3 separate regions of the Homo sapiens genome follow, and regions 1 and 3 are each linked to region 2. Evidence: read pairs that join two places in POLR2A ChIA-PET (ENCODE). Cell type or tissue: CD4-positive, alpha-beta T cell. All regions are shown on one strand. Links, peaks and the distances in the headings refer to the core of each region. The heading gives the core; the rest is flanking DNA.

The links. Peaks named below come from ENCODE experiments on the same cell type or tissue, not always from the same donor. Only the 100,000 strongest peaks of a DNase experiment are listed, where the experiment ranks them.
Region 1: POLR2A ChIA-PET joins it to region 2 with 13 read pairs; 7 of 35 experiments call an interaction of 5 or more read pairs at or near these places.
Region 3: POLR2A ChIA-PET joins it to region 2 with 10 read pairs; 4 of 35 experiments call an interaction of 5 or more read pairs at or near these places.

Annotation. Positions count from the first base shown.
Region 1 is chr10:62,776,769-62,783,507 of GRCh38, reverse strand. No RefSeq gene overlaps it. Among named protein-coding and RNA genes, the nearest start is that of ADO, 25 kb to the left of the region's middle. In CD4-positive, alpha-beta T cell, for the core only: no CTCF peak of the experiment used is centred there; a DNase peak (open chromatin) is centred at 3,867.
Region 2 is chr10:62,635,163-62,640,162 of GRCh38, reverse strand. All of the region lies in intron 1 of LOC105378327 (a long non-coding RNA gene), which reads left to right. Among named protein-coding and RNA genes, the nearest start is that of ADO, 170 kb to the left of the region's middle. RefSeq lists enhancers at 2,022-2,251, 2,262-2,501, 2,792-2,881. In CD4-positive, alpha-beta T cell, for the core only: CTCF peaks have their summits at 2,948 and 3,163 (motif pointing left); DNase peaks (open chromatin) are centred at 1,932, 2,562 and 3,152; H3K4me3 peaks cover 1,324 bases; H3K27ac peaks cover 3,118 bases.
Region 3 is chr10:62,687,221-62,693,626 of GRCh38, reverse strand. No RefSeq gene overlaps it. Among named protein-coding and RNA genes, the nearest start is that of ADO, 110 kb to the left of the region's middle. RefSeq lists an enhancer at 2,135-2,304. In CD4-positive, alpha-beta T cell, for the core only: no CTCF peak of the experiment used is centred there; DNase peaks (open chromatin) are centred at 2,776, 3,696 and 6,076; H3K4me3 peaks cover 913 bases; H3K27ac peaks cover 1,587 bases.

The DNA.
Region 1 (6,739 bases), core at 872-5,871, 140 kb before region 2:
AGTTTGTTATTACCCACCTTCTGAAGCTTACTTCTGTCGGTTCGTCAAACTCATTCTCAGTCCAGTTTTGTTCCCTTGCTGGCAAGGAGTTGTGATCCTTTGGAGGAGAAGAGGCATTCTGGTTTTTGAAATTTTCAGCCTTTTTGCGCTGGTTTTTCCTGATCTTCGTGGGTTTGTCTACCTTTGGTCTTTGATGTTGGTGACCTTCAGATGGGGCATTTGTGTGGACATCCTTTTTGTTGATGTTGATGCTATTCCTTTCTGTTTGTTGGTTTTCCTTCTAATAGTCAGACCCCTTCCCTGCAGGTTTGCTGGAGTTTGCTGGAGGTCCACTCCAGACCCTGTTTGCCTGGGTATTACCAGCGGAGGCTGCAGAACAGCAAAGATTGCTGCCTGTTCCTTCCTCTGGAATCTTCGTCCCAGAGGGGCACCTGCCGGATGCCAGCCAGAGCTCTCCTGTATGAGGTGTCTGTTGACCCCTGCTAGGAGGTATCTCCCAGTCAGGAGGCATGGGGGTCAGGGATCCACTTGAGGAGGTACTCTGTCTCTTAGCAGAGCTGGAGCTCTGTGCTGAGAGATTGACTGCTCTCTTCAGAGCCAGCAGGCAGGAACGTTTAAGTCTGCTGAAGCTGCACCGACAGCCACCCCTTCCCGTAGGTGCTCTGTCCCAGGGAGATGGGAGTTTTATCTATAAGCTCCTGACTGGGGCTGCTGCCTTTCTTTCAGAGATGCCCTGCCCAGAGAGGAGGAATCTAGAGAGGCAGTCTGGCTACAGTGGTTTGCTGAGCTGCGGTGGGCTCCGCCCAGTTCAAACTTCCCAGGGGCTTTGTTTACACTATGGGAGAAAACCACCTATTCAACCCTCAGTAATGGCGAATGACCCTACCCCCTCCAAGCTGGAGCATCCCAGGTTAACTTCAGACTGCTGTACTGGCAGTGAGAATTTCAAGCCAATGGATCTTAGCTTGCTGGGCTCTGTGGAGGTGGGATCCACGGAACTAGACCACTTGGCTCCCTGGCTTCAGCCCCCTTTCCAGGGGAATGAACGGATCTGTCTCACTGGTGTTCCAGGTGCCACTGGAGTATGAAAAAAAAAAAACTCCTGCAGCTAGCTCGGTGTCTGCCCAAACTGCTGCCCAGCTTTGTGCTTGCAACCCAGGGCCCTGGTGGTGTAGGCACCTGAGGGAATCTCCTGGTCTACAGGTTGCAAAGACCATGGGAAAAGCATAGTATGTGGGCCAGACTACCATTCCTCATGACACAGTCCCTCACAGCTTCCCTTGGCTAGGGGAGGGAGTTCCCAAACCCCTTGCACTTCCTAGGTAAGGCAAAATTCCACCCTGCTTTGGCTTGCCCTCTGTGGGCTGCACTCACTGTCTAACCAGTCCCAATGAGATGAGCTGGGTACCTCAGTTGGAAATGCAGAAATCACTCACCTTCTGTGTTGATCTCGCTGGAAGCTGCAGACCAGAACTGTTCCTATTCGGCCATCTTGCCAGCCACCAGTGAGAGTAATACTTTTATATCGCACCAGTCTTCTGCTGTTCCTGGATATAAGATTGGGACTCTGTTTAGATTTCTGGGGCAGGAATAAAAGAGAAATAATTTCACACAATGAAGCTAAGTGAAAAAGATGCTCAGTGAAATAAAGAGGTGGCCTTTGCATACAACAGCTTCCTAGGTGTCAGGAGAAAGATGAGTAGTGGTATAGGGGTCAGAAACAGTAAGTGATAGATAGTTTTATTTTACAATTGTGATTCATAGTCTGTCTTCTCTAATAGCGTGTGCTTAGAAAGAAATTTTGTTTGTAAAATTGCTTAAATCTCAATGACAATATGGTTTCCTATTTACATGCTCCATTTGTCTGGTATTATTGGGGAATGAAGTTCTCCCCGCAAGAAAATCTGTTAGATATTCAATTAAAAACCAGAAAATTGCTTAGTTCTGAATTATTAGGAACTGAGAACTTACCAGCATTGATTTGGTCATTCATTCATTCAACAAATGTGTATTAAACACTCATTCCATGCATTCCATGGTACCTATGGGTGAGGAATATAGCAGTGAAAAGACAAGCAAGATTCCTGTCTGCATGGAGTTCATATTCCAGAAGGAGGGGCAGACAATAGAAAAGAAACAAGGGAAGAAGATAATTATCTTGCAAAAAGCCCTAAGTACTGAGAGGAAAATAAGAGTGACACAACGATAAACTGGACAGTAGAGTAGCCACTGGGTGGCTGCTTTAGTCTGGAACACCAAAGAAATCCTCTCTGTGATTGTAGCACTTGAGTGGAACCTGAAGGGCAACAAGGAGTTGGCCACGGTAAGATCTGAGTAGAACTTTCCTGGCAGATGTTCTCAGGCAGGAATAATCTTGGCAGCTTAAAAAAAACTAGTTTTGGGGTATACTTCTTAATGTATACTAAATATAAATTTTTACTTTTATTGATGATTCACACCTTCTGTTCTTTGTTAACCCATCTCCTGGGGTTATTATTTTGTGGATTAGCATCTCAGTGGATCATCCTCAAAGAACCCTCCATCCCTTCTTGCTGGTATAACATAGGAAGAACCAGAGAGGTCCCTGACAGACAAGATTGTTATATCAGTAGGCTCAATTTACACACGTGCTCCAAATCTGGGGATGGGACAGCAAAGAGGAAGCTATGGGCCCTTTGAGGGTTAACCTGTATGGACCCCATTCCTTTCTCCTTGCTTGGAATTTAAAGTTCAGTGCCCAGTTATGGATCCAGATGCTTAGAGTGAACGTCTTCCACCTCCTGCTTCCTCCATCTCCTCATTGCCAATTCCTTTAACTTTCCTTTGTTAGTCTTTAAGCACTGTGACCTGCCTCTAGATCTTTGTCCCAGTGGGTTAATAGGATGAGTAGACCCATGCAAGCTGTTTCTCTTTCATCTTTACCATGCACTTGGACTCAGTAGTGATAGCCTTGAGTAGACATAGACTCTCTCCCAGCTTTTTCTCCTCCACTGGTCTGTTAAAGGAGGCTATGAAGATTTTTTTAAAGGGTCCAGATGACTTGAGGAGTCCCATTTTTAACCCATAGAAGGTGAATGAATTTACTCCCAAATTCGCTGGCATTTTCCAGTGAGTTGTTAATGGATGAAAGTTATACAAAACTTTGTCTAAGGCCTTTGGTATGTGGGAAACACTTGGACATTGACTACAAATGAGATTTTCTCAATATTTTCAAAAAGTAAACATAAATTTTCTGTTTGGTTCAGATGATAACGTGTTATCTAGTTGTAACTCTGGTACCTCTGGATCAGCTTCTTTTACTTATTTATTTATTTATTTATTTATTTGTTTAATTTTATTTTTTTTAACGATGGAGTCTCGCTATGTAGCCCTGGCTGGAGTGCAGTGGCACGATCATAGCTCACTGCACCCTCAACCTCCTGGGCTCAAGCCATCCTCCCACCTCAGCCTCCTGAGTGTCTGGGATTACAGGCACACACCACCATACCTGGCGAATTTTTTTTTGTTGTTTTTTGTTTTTGTTTTTGTTTTTGTGGAGATGAGGTCTCTCTGTGTTGCACAGGCTGAACAGCTTATTCTGATGGTGCTAGTAGAATATTGGAGAGTTGGTAAAAGAGCAAATTGATCAAACAGATGTATATGTGTGAGTCAAGGATGAGACATGATCTTTTATTGTTAAAATAGTCACTGTTTCACAACTGAAAATCTAGTCACTATTTCACAACTGAAAATTCCCCTCTTTTCTACACCCACTAATCAAGCTCCTTTTCTATTTAATATTTAAAATAAAATAGTTTAGCTCTGTGGGGGCCTTGGGACTTCCCCCGTGCCACAGAGTGTGAAGTGTCTTTTCATACCTCTAGGCTGGGGAAACCCCACTCTGGGCAAAGGGCCAATTTTAGACCCAGCAGCTTATTAAGGAGATTCAGAATCTAAAAGAGCCACAAACAGACAATAACAGGAAGGAGACAAATATAGGAAGATAACACCTGAAGCTGGCTCTCTGGCCAAGTTTACAGTTATCTCTATATCCTAGAAAGAGGCTAATGGGATTAGTGGAGGAGGCATTGTGGAAATGGGAAAGGATGTTAGTTCTAATTTGTGGAAGAGAATTTCATGAATAAAAATCTTAAGAAGAAGATTAGCCTATTTTGAAAATGACCCAAAGAGATGCTAGATGAGCTGTGAGAGAAAATCATTCTCAAAACCTCATGGTCACAACTCTTGGAAACAAAACCCAACTCTAACTTTGGAAAAGGCTCTTGGAAAGCATCTGATCTATCCTCTAATTCCAGCTGCAGGAATGTCTCCCAGGGGTTCCCTGACCGATAGTCACCCAACTTCCCTCGAGCCCTTGTGGTGCTGAAGCACCCATTGTTGACCACACATGGCGAGGCAGCCATCCATCCTTTTGCTGGCCAGGAAGGCTGGTAAGAAAGTTCTTGATGTGAAGATGAATCTGGCTTCTTCTATTATGCAGCCAGAGTTCTTTCCTTTTACATACAACATGCCTTCCCTCCCTTTCTCATGACTTGTTCCAAATATTTGAAGACAACCAACCATCCTATAACATCTAGGCTTTCTCTTCTCAAGCTAAGCATATCAGATTCTCCCCTTCTCAAGTTTCTGGCTTTCATTGTTCTGGTCACCCTTGTCTGGGCTGACTTAGTTTGTGGAGGTTCTTCATGAAACCTAGGGCTGGGAATGAAACATAATCCTCTGGATGGAGTCACTGAAGCCCCTACACCAAAGTGTGGGGGGGACAATGACACTATCTGTTCATACGGATTAAGACTGTTTGCTTTTTTTGGTATCCATACTGCCCTGGTGGCTTCTATTGAATTTGTGGTCAAGTAAGAATTATTTGCTGTTGTTTATTTTTAAATTTGTTTTAATGTGAACCATTATAAGCCAGCTTCCTCCATCCTATATACACATATACATATATGAGTGTGTATATGTATCTATACATATATGTGTTTACATATGTGTATGTGTATATATATGCGTATATATACAATTTATAATGGTGGTGGTTGAATTCTACGTCAATTTTTCAAATTTTCTTTTAGTATTATAACATAGATTTGATAAACATACTTGCCATCTCTACCCCAAAGTCATAATACAGATGTTTCAATGAGAGCCTTGCTGCACACAGAAGGTGGCCTCTACCCACAAGTTTGCTATGACTGTTAAACCACCCAACTATTCTAAATCCTCCTGGCTGTTACTAGCACCTGGTGGCATTTTCCCATCTTGTCTGCAAGGATATCACCCAATGCTGAATGAAATGCTTTGCTAGAATGCTGATACACTGACTCTATGGTGTTTCCCTATTTAATCACTTATTAAAGATGACTTTGCTGTGACTTTGTGGATTCTGTTGGTCTCTTTCTGAACCCACTTCTTTCTAGTGATCATTATTTTATTTTTTAAGTGTTGTAAGAAGGCATCAGGATGTAAACTTGGGTGATTATTTGGATTTCCCTGTGATGCTTAGTTTTATCACTTCAGGCAAGTCAATTTGTCTGTTTTACCCACCATTTAAAAAAAAAATCTGGAAAACTATGAACTCAATTATATCTAGCATTCTATAATTTGGAGTCATATTTTAACACCCTATCATAGAATTTTTCTAGAAACAACATGAAATTTCTGGATTCCATTTTTTCCTCTCCCAATCTGTTCCTTCTCTCTGAAATATCCTTAGTCTTAGGATTATATCTTAGTCTTAGGGGCTTTGATCTATCCTTAGTCTTTCTCCCTGATTTTTAAAATGTCACTGACTATGGTTCTCTGATTACATCTGAAACATTTTTGTTTTCATTGTCTTTTGCAGGGAGGCACATGGGATGCAATTCTTCTCATTTAAATTAGCAATTATTAAAAAATCTGTCTTAAATTTTAGTGCCTTCTTAATGATAGCTGCCTTTCTTTTCCCATTTGAAAACTGTTCTTTTTGGTGAATAAGATGGATGTGAAAAAGCACTAACCTTTTTTACTGACCAACTTTATTCATTGGGTTTTCCTTCAAAAGATTGTTGGCTACTTAAATCTCCCCATCATTTCCTTTAAAATCTTCCCACCCATCCCCTAAATGAAATAAAAATTTAAATTATAAAGGTACATCACCACTGAGAATATTCTAAAGAATGTGCTTAAGGCTCTGAAAGGAAATTATGAAGGAGAAGTTCTCCAAGTGTTTTAAGCAATAGCAGCATCCTTAGGGGAAATGTATACTTTCCCCAAGTATTACCTAGACCCCTTTCTAGGTGGAAAAGTCTTGTTCTATTTGTGTAAAGACCAGCTGTGGTGTTTTGCGATCAACCTCCCAGAGCATCTTGACCTACAATACCTGAACTTTTTTTTTTTTTAATTTGTTCAGGAAAAAAGCAGTTGTTAAAACATTGTTAACTAGAAGCCAGTCAAGTTTTTTTTTTTTTTCCCTCTGTTTTATATTTATATTGGCTCTGACTTCAGCCACCCTGTGGATCTGAAGGTGGCACTGAACAGATGGGACCTAATCAGCTCTCTTGGTAACCTGGCCTGTCCACAATTTAAGTCTTTTCTATGAAAAGATAATTTATGATAAACCACTTAATAGAACCAAATACTATCTTTCCATTTATAATACCTCTATATCTGGATATATTTTTGTATATTCAAAACCTACTTATTCGATTCTAAGTATCTTTGACAAACTCAGTGTCCAAAGTTTTTGGTTTAAGACAAACAG
Region 2 (5,000 bases), core at 1-5,000:
ACAGGTGCACTGCACCACGCCCAGCTAATTTTTGTATTTTTTAGTAGAGATGGGGTTTCACCATATTGGCCAGGCTGATCTCAAACTCCTGACCTCAAGATCCACCTGCCTCGGCCTCCCAAAGTGCTAGGATTACAGGCGTGAGCCACCGTGCCAGACCCGACCTTTAACTTTAACTTACGGTTCAGGATCCCAGGCAATGGGCTCTTTTTGGAGCCCCATTATGATTTTCAGGTCCACCCAAGTGGAACAATGTCTTTGGTCATATTGACATTCTCAGACAGCATTCATTGTCCCACTATGCTCCCAGAGCCTTTGACCCTTTTTACTGGCTTCATCAGACTCTCTCCTAGGAAAAGGTGGAAATGGAGAGAGAGAGAGAGAGAGAGGGGAAGATGGTGGTGAGAAATCATCCACCATCCTACTTAGACTCACAGATGCCCATGACAGTGGGGGAGGCTGGGAGCTTCATGATCATCGCATCCAGTTGTTTGTGGATATCCAAGGTTTGGTGAACAGAGGAATATGTTGCAGGGGGTGATGGGGGGCTGTGAGTAGGTTGGGGGTGACGCCAGATCTGTACATATCACTTCAGCACTCTGTTTTATGTATTGGGACTTCCGGTAAGGTTTTGTTTAAGAAAAGATTCCTGCTGCTAGAAGAAATGGTTAAAGACAATAGATCCAGCCCAGCTCCATGCATGAAGTCATCATGCAGCTTCTTCTCAGATCCCTCCAGTGACAGGGAGCTCATTACCATTCCATATTTGGTTGTAATAATATATTGTATAGAGCAGAAATCTGCTTCCCTGGGGCTCCTACCCATTTGTCCCAGTTCTGCTTTCTGGAGACAGACAGAAATAGTTTAAACCAATTTCCAGCTTTCAGCTCCATCAGAGCAGAAACTTTGTCAGTCTGGTTCTTTGGTGACTCTCTGGAGCAATGGCTGGCACAGAGTGGAAGCTTAATAAGTGATACTCGAATAAATTAATGAATGAGGAGCTTCATGTATCTGTTGTAGGATTACCATATGATTTAAGTCTTCAAGACTGGCACACCTAAGAGCTCACATGGTGGAAACCTCCTCACCCCTCCTCAACCTGGATCCTCTCTGTCAAAGGAGTTCTGGATGGAGAGGCGTATGCTAAGGATCTTTGGGCAAGGGGCAAGGACCCTTGGGATTTAATTTATCTACCAAGTGCTTCTGAAAAAAAGCTGTACAAAAAATGCACTGCATAAAAGCAACTTGATAATCCTGATGAAAGCAACCAGACCCTTATCAGGGAATGAGCTATGACCCTGGCATGAGGGTCAGACATCATCGATGGTCACCAATGTAGTAAGACTTGAGAGGCACTGGAAAGTCTCACCGGCTCCCGTGGTAAGACCAGAAACTTCACCATCAGAGAGTCATTACTTTGGGTAAAGTACTTCTCTCTCCTTTAAATGTAATTAGCGGACATAGTGAGTTGCCAATATCTTGGAGTGAATTCGCTGACCTAACTCTTTTCTTTAAGGATAAGGGACCTTAATGATGCTGGATTCTGGGGAAGAACCAGGCCTCAGAGAGAGAAGGGGCAAAATCTGCTGAGCTAGAGGGTGGAAGGAAAGTACATTTTGTTTAACTGGATAAATATTCAGGCCCCTGCAAGCTGCTTCAGTGTGGAAAAGACAATTTGGGGTGGGGGAACGGTAGTCTGGCCCCACATAAACCCTTTAAAATTGCAGACTCCCCCATCCCCCGCCACTGAGAGTCTTCCACATGAATTTGATGTAATGGGAGTAGCACACTCACACATTTTGGAAGATAAGAGCTGAATGTGTTTAAATAACTATCAGGCTGGCGGGAAAGATATCCAGGCTTGCCTGGAGCCACCTTTTCACCACAGAAGGGAAAAACCTAACCCTGACAAGCACGTGGCTGATTATTAGCCGTGTGATGAAGTGTTACTTCCTGTGCAGGACATTCGCATTTCTTGAGAAACTCTTTCTCAATCATAGTGAGTGATATTTTTAGAAAATGAAGGCCTTTGTTTTCTTCCTCTATGTGTATGCTCCCCGCTTCCCTTCACTTCCCCCAAGTCCCATACCCTACCCCAGAGAAGAGATTTAATGAGGGAGTGCATGTCCCCACATGGGGTGGGGGGAGGAGAGTGGGCAGACAATCAGAAAAATGCAATTTACCTGCCCTAGTAGAACTTGAATCACCATACAGACATCTCTTTCATAGTTTTTGCAGCCAAATGTTGCTTTCCTTTCTTGTTTTCCTTCCAGATAATGCAGCTAATATCTTTTCCTTGTGGGGTTGTATTTACTATTCTGAGATCACATTAACATTACTCATTTAACAATCTGCAATGTTTTGAAACCGACATGTCTCACCATATCCCAGAATGGGGTTTTTTTCTCCGCCTGATGCTTTGATTGATAAGGACCGCCCATGACCATGACCTTTAAGATGCATAGTCCAGAGGGCATGGGGTTTGGGCGAAAGGCGGCAAAGGCCTCCCTATCAGCAGGATCACTGTGAGCTCCTGCTCAACAAATGACAGTGCACACTTCACTGCAGATTGGATGCTTTCTGAACTGGTGGAGGCTCAGGAAGCTGCTCTGAGCTGCCCAGACTGAGCAACTGAAACTAAAAGTGAAGCCGTCAAACGCAGCTTCCTGAGCTTTCAGTTCTGGTTGATTTGATGGAGAGTGGGGTGCTATGTTCTCTAACTGTTTTATGGCAGGATCTGTGCACAGGGGTGAGAGTAAAGACTATTAAGAGATCATCCCCACCCTGAAGGAGTTTTCAGTCTAGCAGAGAGACAGACATGTAAATAAGTGTGGTAGATGCCTTCCGAAGATATATACACTGTGGCAGATCGGAGAAAGTGGGCAGTTCTCTAAGGAGGGGAGAGGAGTTGGGGGGATGGGGAAAGTTATAGAAGACTAAAGAGAGAATGCTTGGACTAGGCCTTCATGAAGAAGTAGGCGCTGTCTAGGTGGGAATGAAACGCAAGTGTATTTTTTTTTTTTTGCCTTTGCAAATACATTGAAAAGCATGATGCTCTGGGGGAACTTCTAGAACTCTGATGGCCAGAGTATAAGTTGGAGAGAAGGAAGGGGGAAGAGCAGAGATGAAATATAGGAGGCAGATCACAGAGCCCCCTGCAGGCCCTACAATGGGGTTTTTATTCTACCACATAGGCAATGGGAAGCTACTGGCTAGACTTTAAGTAAGGCAGAGGCTTATTAGACTTTCATTTTAAAAAGGTCGCTTGAGTATCTGTGGGGAGAATAAGCCTGGTTGAGACAGAAGGCAAGAAAAGTAGTTGGGAGGCTGTTAAAATAATTCAAGAAAGATGTGAAGTTTGCAAATAAGGGAGTGGAAGAGTGGAAGGATTAGAGAAGGAGAGAATTACCAAGATTTGGTGATTGGGTAGTAGAGGGAGAGGGTTGAGAGTTAAAGGAAAACGAGACATGTAAGATGCCACCCAGGATTCTGGTTTGAGTGACTATAGAAGACATGGAACGAAAGGGGTGTAAGACAACTAATTCTGTGTTGTGCATGTTGAATTTGAGATGCTTGTGGGACACCGAAGTGGAGAGGCCCAATGTGCAGTTGCTTATGTGGGTTTGACGCACAAAAGATAGGTCAGGGATGAGGAGAAAAACATGAGAGCCATTGGTGAGCAGGTGGCTGTTGAAAGCATGGCAGGGGAGGCCCTGTCCTGTGGGAAGGGCAGAAGGTCAAGGACAGTCCCTCAATTCGTCAACTCAAAGTTGTGGGCAAAGATGGAAGAGCCAGAAAGGGCAACTGCCAAGGAGAAGAGGAGAAATTTGTGTCAAGGAAGGCAGGAGAGAGGGTTTCAAGAGGATAAGACTGGTCCACAGTGTCACACGCTTCAGGGAGGCCAGTGAGACGAAGACTAAAAGCATGCACTGGATAGAGCACTTGGTGATCTTGATGCAGTGAAGCCACAGTGTGGCCCTGGGTGTGGAGGTGAAATTAGCATAGGTGGAAATGGGAGGTGAGTGAGTGGAGGCAATGCACGCGGAAGGCTTGCCCAGGAGAAGGAGGAAAGAGCTTCACCAAAATATTTAGAACTACTGATTTTGTCTGAAAGTTATTTCACAACCAAACAAGGCAGGGTAGTGTCATAGGACAAGAAAGGTGGATTTTGACTACTGAGAACTTCTCACTGTGTTGCAGGCCCTGGGCTGAGGGCTTTGGCATTACAGTCTTGAGTATTCTTTTATTGTATTCTGTCCTTTCATTTTCCTCCAAGATTTTGCAGCCACTCTCCCCTCCCTGCTCAGATTCTACCTCTGCTGTAGCTGGGCTTACACCGTAAGGGCATTTGAGGTCTAGATGAAATCTTAGAAATATAAGACTCTCTCAAAGTTTTTCAATAAGCAGGGCTAATACTAATAATCAATGCTAAACAGCAATCAACAATGTCATGATACCCTAATAAACCTTTAAAGAAGAACTTAGACAAGAAAGCTGTCAAAATGGAAATGGGGGTAGAGTCTTGGCCATGTCAGGGGAAACAAGCACAGAGACCCAGGGTGGTGAGCATGTGTCCTGGGAGGTGGTGGTGCCAGGTGTCCACCACGCTATGTGAGGCAGCCACGTTATTGTTTTGAACAGCGTATCCTCAACCTAGCCTCTTCTAATTGTATAATCACAAAGCTGTAATCACTGATTCCAAAGAGCTGGAAGCCTCAGACGATTGAAAAGTCAAAATGCAGATGTGACAGTAATACAGGAGACACACCTTCCTGTGTGCAGAGGTGGTGAAATGAGAGAATTAATGGTTGGAACAGTTGTCAGGGTTTCCAACTTCTCTAACTTGGAAGGAGTCATTAGGTGAATAAATAGCATACTCCCACTCACACCAGCAGAAGCCAGAATGACCTAGTGGGTAGATAGGGAGTAGCTGTAGTAATAGAACTTGTGTTTCCTCATTGAGTTTTTAATAGAGTTCAGGATCTATCTTTGCCCCTTGT
Region 3 (6,406 bases), core at 1,407-6,406, 52 kb before region 2:
GACTTTCTCAAGCAAATCAGTGATTATATTGGCTATTTGTGGTCGGTGGAGTTCCTGAGTCTGAATCCTAACTCCACCAACTGCTAGTGAGGACCTGGTGAGTTACTTAATTTCTCTAAACCTCAGTCTCCCCAGCTGTAAAATGTAGATAATGATCACAATAACCCCTGTCTCTCAGCATGCTATTCCCTGTGCAGATTAAAAGAGAATATTGATGCAAAGTGTTTAGAACAGGGCCCGACATATAGAAGGTCTTTATGAGTAGTAACTATTAACATGATCACTTAGGACACATGCAAAAGTTCTAGGGTATTCTATATCTGACCAACTAACACATTTCGGTAGTCAGCATAAAGATCTAGAGTCAGACAAATAGGTTTCTTTCTTTCCTTCCTTCCCTTCCTTCCTTCCTTCCTTCCTTCCTTCCTTCCTTCCTTCCTTCCTTCCTTCTTTCCCTCCCTCCCTCCCTCCTTCTCTCTTTCTTTCTTTCTTTTCTTTCTTTCTTTCTTCCTTCCTTCCTTCCTTCCTTCCTTCCTTCCTTCCTTCTTTCTTTCTTTCTTTCTTTCTTTCTTTCTTTCTTTCTTTCTTTCTTTCTTTCTTTCTTTCTTTCTTTCTTTCTTGTTTTCTTTCTTCTTGCTTTGTCACCCAGGCTAGAGTGCAGTGGCACAATCTCTGCAACCTCTGCCCCCTGGATTCAAACAATTCTCCCACCTCAGCCTCCTGAGTAGCTGGGACTACAAGGGTACACTATCAGGCCTGGATAATTTTTTTTTGTTTTGTTTTTGTATTTTTAGTAGAGATGTTGGCCAGGCTGGTCTCAAACTCCTGACCTCAAGTGATCCGCCCACCTCAGCCTCCCAAAGTGCTGGGATTACAGGCATGAGCCACTGTGCCCAGCCTAGAGTCAGACAAATAGGTTTCTTCTAATTCTGGCTAGTCATGTGAGCCTTAATTTTGTCTCCTGAAACATGTCCTATAAATGTAAAACAATACTGTTGTGAGAATTCAGTAAAATTATGCACCCAATGCTTAATTTAATATAACTGCTATTAACAATATTCCAATTTTCAGTGACAAGATTGTGTATCTGCCAAGACTAAGTGTATCTTTTTCTCTGCCAAAACTAAGCGCATGTATGTTCCGGAGCTCTACGTTTGAGGTTTTTGTTTTGTTTTGTTTTGTTTTTTCCCTCTCCTTCCACTCTTGGTATCACAGGAGTGCTCTCCAGGCCTCCAGAGACTGTGGAAGTTTGTTTAAGCTTCTGATTTACAAACTGGCTGGCAGGTCCCTCCTCCCCCACCTTCAAAGCCCCGGGCCTAATAGGGATGCAAATGTCTCCCCTGGCAGCTCAGCATTGCTTCTGTCACTGAGGGAAGGCCCTTGGCCATCCATGGCAGGACGCTGAGAAAAAGGACCCCTCCCTGGGGCTCTCCATCTTTGTGGAGAGAAAATGATGATGATGTATGAGACAGCCGTGCCTTTGGAGTCTAAGGAGGACATGACAGACAGGATAATATGGGAGGAAAACCTTGTCTTCGTAATGGAGACTGATGGCCTCTGCCTGTCTTAAGCTACCATTGTCAGGGCTGGGCTGAGTGGGGCCTGCTCCTGAGGAACATCACTGGGTGGCAGGTTCGGTATGTCAGACATGCCACCGTCAGTGGTAGCCTTCAACCCAGGTGGGGGAGGCGGGCAACCAAATGAAGGCGTGTGTGGGGTTGTTGAGTGGATCCCAGACCGCCTTGGGATGACATGCATGTTTGTCAGGTGTGACAGTCCTAACTTGATTGGCTTTTCTTTACCTTTTTTTTTTTTTTTTTGGCCTCCTCCTTACACCTTTAACTTCTCCCTGCTCTCCTTCCCTCCCGAAACAACTAAGTGAAACTGAAACTCTAAAACTTAAATATTAAAAAAACGGGTCCCAAATTCTCACCAAACCCCTCCTGTTCCCACTTCAGGCCCCTACTTGGCCTCAGGAAAGAAAGCTTAAAGCGAAAGTAGGAATGTCATCTTTAGAAATCATCTTTTGGAGCAGTTTTATTAATTTTACTTCTCTGTGGTTACCACATGTTTGGGGAAGACAATTGATTTCACAGATCTGTGTGGGAGGCTGAAGATTTGGCTCTGAGGCAGCAGAGAAAACCTACAAGAACGGGCGCACTAATTGACATACAGCAAAAGTCTATTCTTTAAGGAAACTTTTCTCTTAGTGCTTGTTATGTTAAAATGTAATACTAAATTCTTAATTCAATTGTATTTTTTTAAAGAGAGTTTCAATTTTCTTCTTCCTCTACCCATGTACTCCTCCAATCACTCTTCCCAAGATTTCCACTTAGGACATTAAAAGGTAAACCAGACCAAGTGTGAAATCATAAAGTTGGCTTCAAAGACAATACCAATGGCTGGAGGAGTGTCCAGGCCCAGGGCTCCAACAGAAATGAGCCCTCGCTGCCTGGGAAGGAACCAGCACTTTTGTTTCTGCCCCTGTTTTGGAACCTCCAATTTAGGGATTCCTGGTCTGAGCAAGATCTCAGCAAGGTTGGGGGAGGTAGGTGATTAATGGTCAATGCATGAGCCTTCCTGGATTTGGCACAATCCCACCCTCAGCCACAGAGGTCACTGTTGTAGTACCTCACTGGTTCTTCTTAAGAGGGAGGGGACTCTATTGTTGGATGCTTTCAGATGTCAACCTAAATGACTACATCATCCAGATAGAAATCAGTTCTGATTCTAAATAAATAATAGGCCAAGCCAGAAAAAAAATCTCTATCACTAGATCTGTGGGTGGTGGTGGGTACGTAGCTGCTGTTTTCGAGCTTTAAATGTGGGTTCTTTGGCATTAGCTTTATTTGAAATAGGAGTGGTAGCTCTTCACGCCCTCTGAAAAGTTCATAGCCCACCTTACAGGAGATGGTAGCCTGCAGTGTTTGATGTTACTAATTATATTGCCCTTGTGGGAAGAGGACAGGGTGCTTTAGAAAACTCACAGAAGACAGGGTTCTTCCCCAAACAGGCTCCATGATGACTTGATAAGGAATTGATTAGCAGATGTGAAATAGACAGGTGCCTTATGTCCCTGCCCAAACATTCAAGGATTTCCTGCACCGGTCACTTTGGCATTGCTGAAGGCCAGCTGTGATCACCTCACTCCTCCCCTTTGTCTTTTCATCCACTCTGTCCTCTGTTCCTTTGTTCAGGGCAAGCAGGTCCAAACTGAGCCAGGTGTGGCTGGGAGGGAGGCTTCTCTCCACTATCATGGTTTTGCCCTAAAGTTTCTCCAAGCAGTGTGAAAATGCCAAAGTAGGTCATGCAACATGGCTGAGCTGCTCATACATGCAGACCCTGAATAACTGCTCTGTGAAGCGATGGGAAGGGAAGGAGGTGCCGGGGAAGGCTGGATGTGGGTGGGAGGCTGTTCCAAGTTCAGATGATGACAAGAAAACGGCTGTGGGGCCCCTCCTGAGGCTCCTGGGGTGAGGGATCGAATCTCGGCTCTGTTGTTTCTGACCCTCTCTGTGACCTTGGCTGAGATCAAAACTCGCTGCATCACAAAACTCTCCCCAGAAAAATGGGAGTTATATCATATAGCCTGCCAAGGAGGGGTATTATTACAAACACGAAAGCATTACATTAAAAAAAAAAAAAAGTGAGACCCAGGGGAAGGAAGGAAAATGGGGGCTGTGAGTGGAGAGGAAGTGACACGTTTCATGAAATCGGAACTTTTTAAGGTTGTTTTGGGCACAGTTTCAAGAGGAAGTGCCGTTTATTAAGACAAACAATCACTAATCTAATCTCTATCAGGAGACACATCTAAGCTCAAGCACACATTTTTTTAGGCTCTTCTGGATTTTGGATTTTCAATTGAATACTGTAATATGAGTGTAAATCTGATGGAAGAAAAACAATTTAAGGAAGAACTTGTATTGAATTCTTTCTTTCTGATTTCTGTTACATATACTGAAGTTGGAGAAAAATGATCAGCAATCAAGAACAATCTAATTATCTGGACCTCTGCCTAAAGCCCCCTTCCCTAGTTAACTAGTTAATCTTCCTTTAACTAAGACCTCCTCCTTTGAAGGCTCCCCCAGGCCCCTGCTCTGGCCAGGCTGCCCTCCTCCAGGCTCCTGCAGTCCCCCGGGCTCACCTACATCCTGAACACATCACACTAGGCTGGAGTGCTCTGGTTACTTGTTTGTTTTTCCTACTAAACTGGCTTCTTGAAGACTAGAAGTATCTAGCCCATGGTAGATGCTCAATAAGAAGTCAATGTTGACTATAGATGGAAAATAGAGAAATAAGCATTATTCCTATGTTGGTTTACCATCCCACAGTTTCACTGGGTCAGGAGTCTATGCACAGGCTAGCTGGGCCTTTTGCTGAGAGTTTGCTCAGGAGGCTGCCATCAGGTGTTGGCCTGGGCTGTGATCTTATCTGGAGGCTCTAGGGGAGGATCTGCTTCTGAGCTCATTCAAACTGTTGGAAGAATTCATTTCCCTGAGGCTGTATGACCAAGGCCCCCTGCCTCTTACTGGCAGTTGGCTGGAAACCACTCTCAGGTCCTAGAGGCCACTGGCCAGTCCAGCATGGATATTTGCTTCTTCAAGCCTGGCGGGAGACTCTTTCTCACTCCAGCTGGCTAAGACTGAATTTTATAACATAATCAAGGGAGCAATATCCCATTATCTTTGCCATATTCTATTGGTTAAAAGCAATTCTCAGGTCTTGGCTACACTCAAGGGGGTGGGATTAGATGAGGGTATAAATCTCTGAGGGGGCAGGTCATGTCAGGGTATGTCCACCTTGATCTCTATACATTACCATAAGCACTTTCACACCACAAAGTATCCATTTGCTTTTTTTCTTTTGAGGCTTATGGGAGAGTAGTTTAATATTTCTAGTCTGTACTCCATTATCTGAAAGAGTTTTTATATTTTGTGGTGTCTTGTTCAGAAAATAACCTAGCAATCTGATATTTCTCAAGTCATGTGCTATGTAAAAGTCCTCATGTCAGTTACTAAGTTATTGGTTTCCAGCTCCAAATCCACCCTTCTCTGCTTTCTTTGTTGTGTGATCCTGGGACTCTGCAAACTATATATATATATTTTTTTGAGACAGAGTCTCACACTGTCACCTGGGCTGGAGTGCAATGGTGCAATCGTGGCTCACTGCAAACTCTGCTTCCTGGGTTCAAGAGATTCTCCTGCCTCAGCCTCCCAAGTAGCTGGGACTACAGGCACCTGCCATCATGCCTGGCTAATTTTTTGTATTTTTAGTAGAGACAGGGTTTCACTATGTTGGCCAGTCTGATCTTGAACTCCTGACCTTGTGATTTGTCCCCTCAGCCTCCAAAAGTGTTGGGATTACAGGTGTGAGCCACCGTGCCTGGCCTGCAAACTATATTTCTTCTTTGTTAGTGGCTTCAGGTTAGGTTATTACAAGAGGGGACAGGGAGAGGGGACAGGGGACTTGCTCTTCTTCTGCAAGCAATGGCCCTTCACCCCAGCAGTGGCAGTAGGTTCAGTTCACCTTCTTCTGGCACTTGCAGAGCCAACTTTAATGCGGGCCCTCAGAGAGCAGCATGAGCTGGGCAGTGCTTCCATGGAGGCTGGCATCTCAGCTCCATAGGGCCCCCCACTGAGCTTGTAGGTTCTGATAACTCCAATTTCTTGTTGCTTCTCCTGGGTGGTGGTGGATACTTCCTGAACTTACTACCTTGGTGTTAGCTCAGTGTGTTTATTTTGCTTTTTCAGTCCTCCATTGTCTATTTCACCAAATCCCTATATTATATTTTCTCTGTTAGAATACCCAGTATTGTTTATTTTCCTGACTGTATCCTGACTGATAAAGTACTATAATTTTCATCCAAGTTGACAAGAAACTATAGGGTTTCAATAACTACTATTGGAATTTTGTATGCCAAAGGAACTGATGTTTAGAAAACAGACAAAACCCATCTCTCTTTTCAGGTATTAGAATATTGGGCCCATATTTGACTTTGCAAGTCTATTCAAGGCTGCCTGGGTAAGTAGTAATGTATCTAAATAAGTACACAGGGGTGAGTCATACATCCACTCCCCAAATCACCATGAATCATGAGTAAAGAGACTTTAGCCCCTGAGAAGCTCATACTTAGAAATCAGTAAGGCTAACTGTAGAAGTTATGGAGTACACCCAGATATCTCCATTTCACAGAGGAGGAAACAGAAGGATTCATTTCTATCCAAGGCCTTGTGCCAGTGGAAGCCTTAACCTCACACACTATAGCAACAGATGGTTTTTCTCCTGTACCTGAACTGGTTCCTTTTCTTGCATTTTCTAACTTTTAAAATGGTATCTGTACCCAAGTTCAAAGGTCTTTAAATCACCAAAAGAGGACTCAGTTCTCTCCTTCTCCTTTGAATTAGGC